Regions from separate parts of the Homo sapiens genome. Here region 1 is linked to region 2. The links are chromatin contacts, found by Hi-C or POLR2A ChIA-PET in ENCODE. All regions are on one chromosome and are shown on one strand. Each heading gives the region's core, a stretch centred on a gene start or an enhancer-like site at or near the end of the contact. The rest is flanking DNA. Distances are from core to core; before and after follow the strand shown.

Region 1 (2,700 bases), core at 173-2,672, 190 kb after region 2:
GTGAATAGTGCCGCAATAAACATACGTGTGCATGTGTCTTTATAGCAGCATGATTTGTAATCCTTTGGGTATATACCCAGTAATGGGATGGCTGGGTCAAATGGTATTTCTAGTTCTAGATCCCTGAGGAATCGCCACACTGTCTTCCACAATGGTTGAACTAGTTTACAGTCCCACCAACAGTGTAAAAGTGTTCCTATTTCTCCACATCCTCTCCAGGACCTGTTGTTTCCTGACTTTTTAATGATCGCCATTCTAACTGGTGTGAGATGGTATCTCATTGTGGTTTTGATTTGCATTTCTCTGATGGTCAGTGATGATGAGCATTTTTTCATGTGTCTTTTGGCTGCATAAATGTCTTCTTTTGAGAAGTGTCTGTTCATATCTTTCACCAACTTGTTGATGGGGTTGTTTGTTTTTTTCTTGTAAATTTGTTTGAGTTCATTGTAGATTCTGGATATTAGCCCCTTGTCAGATGAGTAGATTGCAAAAATTTTCTCCCATTCTGTAGGTTGCCTATTCACTCTGATGGTAGTTTCTTTTGCCGTGCAGAAGCTCTTTAGTTTCATTAGATCCCATTTGTCAATTTTGGCTTTTGTTGCCATTGCTTTTGGTGTTTTAGACATGAAGTCCTTGCCCATGCCTATGTCCTGAATGATATTACCTAGGTTTTCTTCTAGGGTTTTTATGGTTTTAGCTCTAACATTTAAGTCTTTAATCCATCTTGAATTAATTTTTGTATAAGGTGTAAGGAAGGGATCCAGTTTCAGCTTTCCACATATGCCTTCTTAAATGCAATAATTAGCATTAAAACCTTGCAAACACTATAATAGTCACTATGTAACTCCATGCATTCACTGGTATGGAGTTTTGGAAAATTCCAGTGTTGTTCTTAGTTCAAACATACATGGAAATACAAAAAAAACTGTTGACATAAAGTCTGTAGAGCACAGTTCTTCTTTTGAAATTTCTCGGCAAAGCATTTCAGCAATATAATTATCAGGCACAATTAAACAGAAACTCCACAACAATGTAGTACATCTTCAAGAGAAGGCTTGTGAAGGTTAGTTTATACTCATCTTTCATCATTGAGGTACATCTTCATGCCTCAAGGAGAAATGGTGTCAAACATAACCTGTGTTTGTCCTAGACATGTTAATTTAGCCAGAAGAGGTCAATCAAAGGCTAAAAGATGTCCAAAAAGATTTCTCCTATATGTTGGCCAAGGATGCATGACAAAGATAGAGATAAGATAGAGAAAGCAACAGCATGCTTAGTCTAATCCTAGATAGTCTGTGCTTAAGCAAAACCAAACAAGTTTTAATTGTTAACACACAGAGCCAGGTAATGCTTCATATCACCATGTGAACAGATTATTAACAGTGGGGTTGTCATCAGCAGCATCATTGTTGTGTCTGAGCCATGTATGTGAAGCCTGTGTGTGACTCAGAGTGATATCATCAGTGTGGGCCAGGGGGTACTGGCAAGGACAAAGGCTGAGTCCAGTAGGGGATCTGCCAAAGAAAGTTGGCTTTTGAGTCAACATGAATCTCTTCAGGATCTGAACTGGGAAAAGCCCGGAGTGTCTCCATGGCCAAAGCCAAACAAATCAATTTTTGAAGGCCCTGAGGTCTTTATTAAATAAGGGAACTTGGTATACAAATTTTGAAAGGGGGGAAAAAAGCAATGAAATAAAATAGTACTCCACCTTTCAACATATTTTCAGAAGTACATTGTTCAGTGAAGCAGTTTCTGGGCTTCTCCACTAGGTATGGTTTCAGAGTGTGATTTTTAAAATCTGGCATGTCTTTGTCTATTACTCTCTTTGTGGGCTGTTGAACTGAATAGAGGCAGACATTACTCAGAATGAGGATGGAGACTGTCTGTTTTCGAGTAACAAAACTTTATTTTAAATGTCTACTTTGCCCCCAATTTTTTTTTGTAATGATGCAGTAAAAAATTATAGGATGCTTATCAGCAGACTATAATGTATTACAGATCCAAAGAGAGATTCAGATCCCTCAAACACCTCTTAAAAAGATGGGCCAGAAGGTGCCTTACAAAAGAATGGGATGTAAACCATGAACTTACTTTTCAGATGCCCAAAACTGCCATGAAAAGTTCATTTCTTTCAAAATTAGTGCTTTTAAATGACTCAAAATCATTATTATTTCATTCAAAAAATCACATACTTAAAAAGCACTGTATTTTCACACTTATTTTCAGTTTATTGTATACAGACAAGAGCTCATGACTGGCCAATTTATCATTAATATCTTTATTTTTCATAGTACATATTTTTACAGAATGACATTCCTGCATTTAGCCAGAACAAAACAATTCAGTTAATTTTGAATATTACTCATGCTTACATGGAAAAGGATGAAAATATTCTACTGGAAAACAAGAGACAATTCATCTTACTTGCACCTGGAATCTTCTGTGAATCACAGAAAAATATTAACTTGACTCATATATAAGGATTTCCTCTCTATTAAATAAAACATGACTTATCTCTATACCTTTTCAGTCTTGTTAGAGAGTAAGAGAGTTTATTTTTTCCCAATGTCTTCCCTAAATGAAGTTTTAAAAATGTATTCTAATGTCCAGCATGACGTAATATTAAGTATTGAGTCATAAATCAAGACACCAGCGTTAGAGTTTCAACTTGGCCATGGATTTGTTTGTGGTTTTAGGTCT
Region 2 (2,700 bases), core at 76-2,575:
TAGGTGAATTAAAAAAGGTTGAATCAGCTTTATTTAGAGTAATTTATGAAGTAAAAGCAGACTAAAAATGTGTTTACTTTTAAAATCTCTAATTCTATCAGCACCTATCAAAAGAATTTCAGATTCTTTTGAGCAGGACTTCAATTTAATTCATATAAAATTATGTAACGGGAATGTTTTTATCCATTGTCACAAATATTACAGGAGTTATAATTCAATCTTTTAATGAATTACTACTTTGAAATAGCAGGTAGCTGAAAAGACAATCTGTAGGGATATGAGGAAGTGTCCATGAAATTTCAAGGTTACATATCCTACTATCATTCCAGAAATAGTATGCTTGCAGTTTATTTTTTGTAAATTCAAGAAAATCTTACAAAATTCTTATGAGACTGAGTGATTCAAAACCTCTTTCCTTTCAGGCTCATGCAAAATTCTCACAGGTGATCTAAAAATGCAAATTTTGATTCATGGGACAAGTAGAATCCTTCAGATCTTGTAGTTGGCTTGAGTGCTAGCATATGGCCTATAGTATTAAGGCGAAATGGAGAAAAAAGCGTGAAAAGACAAAAGACAATTTATGCGAGCCTCAGGACGAAACTTGGAAAAAAACTCAGTTTCTACCTTCTTAATTCAAACAGCCATTAAAAGACTAATGACTACATAATATAGCATTAAAATATCCATGCACAAACACACACATTTTTCATTATTTTACCCACATTATGCATGTGACCTCTGTACATAAAATATAAAAGAATGTCAGAAATAGCAAAGTTGCCAAGGTTACACAGAGACTGCTATTTTAGATGATCTAAAAAATTTTAATGATCGCACACATAGATCTGAGAGATGCAGAGGCACACAGCTGTAGCCTTAGAACCCAGCTTTATTTACCATCTGTCTGTTAGCACCATGAATCTTGGCTGAGAGCTGCTCTGCAGATCTGAGAATTCTGTCTTCTTTTCCAAGCACTCTGGGCTGAGTTTTTCAGGGGATTAATGGAACCTAGAAGTAATGTTTCCCTGCTCCCAAACTTGGGGCAAAACAAGGGCAGGTTATTAACTTCAAGGCAGGTTATTAACTTAGTTATGGGCTCTTCATATGCTTTTGCTTGTAACTGTGTGGCAGACTAGACATTTAGTCACTTACCTTCTGTAAGGGAAGTCACTTAATGTAGATGCTCAAGGAATCCCACGTCCAAATACGGTCATTGCTGAATTTGATGGGAGAAAAAAAGGACTGTATTTTTGCTGGCTAATGCGGCATTTCTGGATGTTCATTAAGCTGTTAAAAAATGTGAAATGATGACTCACTGTGAAGCCTTCCCAACCCCCTTCCCTGCTCCAATTTGCCTGCGGCTTGAAGGAATGTATACTGACTTGAGTTAAAGAAGAAACTTGTGGTTTCCATTATAGTCTGTAAACATCGATTGCTGAAAGCCTCAAGTGTGCTATCATCTCCTGCCACACACATGCTTTATATACAGTTCATCTTGGAAAACAGATTGGGAGAGCACCGTGTTTACAACTCCAGAGTAACCCAACTAATGGGGGGCTGGTCTGCCTGGGGGTCTCGAGACCATCACTGTTAACAGTGGAGGTCCCCTCTGATGTCTTTTAAGCCAAAGTATCAAGAGAGAAGCCAAAGACAAGCCTCATTAAAGAAAGATCTTCCTGGTACCCACAGTGGTTCTTTGCTGCTTTATCATCAGCAAAAGAGACATAAAAAAATCTTTGCTTCTCTTTTAGGTTGTATCCTTAGGCCTTATTCTTGATGTCATTGAAAAGTTGGTTTATCTATTATTTCCAAGGCCACTGGCAATGCTATCATTTTTGATTAATGATTAGTTTATGGCTAAGTAGTATTCCATGGTTAGGTGATGGTTATATTGAAAGCCCAGATTTCAGCACTATGTAATATAGCCATGTAACAAAATTGCATTTGTACCCCCTAAATCTATTTTTAAAAAGTTTAATTTAATTATGCAGGAGTGGCAGCAGAATGCAAACCATCCAGGGAATTATTCTGGTAGTGCCTGATGGATTTAAATAATACCAAGAGAAAGACTGCAGAGGGTATCCTGAGATTTGCATGACATCCTGACCAGGGTTGATAAGAAGAGCTAAATGGATAAGTTTCTTCTGGAAGGAGATATCATGGATGTGGTATGGGTAGAAAAAGTACAAGATGCAGCATCAGAGGATTCGAATGTGCCTTCTGGCTTTGACATTCAGTGGCTTTGTGACCTAGGGCACTGCTTCTTAGACATTAACATGGGTACATATCACCTGGGGGGTTTGTTAAATGCAGATTCTGATTCAGTAGGTGTGGGTGGGGCCTAAGGCTGCCCACCCTGGTCATCTTGCACCTGGCTGTGAGAAATAGAGAACCTGGCAAGGCTCCTAACCCACGTAAGTCTCAGTTTCTTCTTTAATAACACGGGGTTTAGAATGATGCCAACCTTCCAGGGTTATTGGGACTCATGGCACTGGTAAGAGTTCCTGGCACAGGCACTGGCATGGAGAAGACAAGTATTGGATATTGGCTTTGGGATCCCAGAATCTTAGTGATTAGTGATGGAAAACATCTGAGGAAGGACCTAGTTTTAACCCCTCATTTCACAGGTGAAGAAAGCAAGGTGTGTGTATGGGCTCAGTAAGACATGACAACTGTGCCTGCTCTTTGAGTCTAAATAGA

What was found. Hi-C counts contacts between places; a loop is a spot of excess contacts on that map. ChIA-PET counts read pairs that join two places held with the same protein, here RNA polymerase II (POLR2A).
Region 1: a loop to region 2 is called in a map of mammary epithelial cell, with 2.0 times the contacts of the local background. The contact joins two enhancer-like sites. A Hi-C loop is called at or near these places in 1 of 168 maps with a recorded cell type or tissue (mammary epithelial cell). POLR2A ChIA-PET finds 5 or more read pairs at or near these places in 1 of 52 experiments (BJ).

Annotation. Positions count from the first base shown.
Region 1 is chr20:11,116,534-11,119,233 of GRCh38, forward strand. No RefSeq gene overlaps it. Among named protein-coding and RNA genes, the nearest start is that of LINC02871, 91 kb to the left of the region's middle. Within about 2 kb of position 1,423, at least 2 of the 41 ENCODE cell types and tissues checked have a DNase peak (open chromatin) inside an H3K27ac peak, as active enhancers do; they include mammary epithelial cell, where a contact is called at or near this core.
Region 2 is chr20:10,921,791-10,924,490 of GRCh38, forward strand. No RefSeq gene overlaps it. Among named protein-coding and RNA genes, the nearest start is that of LINC02871, 100 kb to the right of the region's middle. Within about 2 kb of position 1,326, at least 4 of the 41 ENCODE cell types and tissues checked have a DNase peak (open chromatin) inside an H3K27ac peak, as active enhancers do; they include mammary epithelial cell, where a contact is called at or near this core.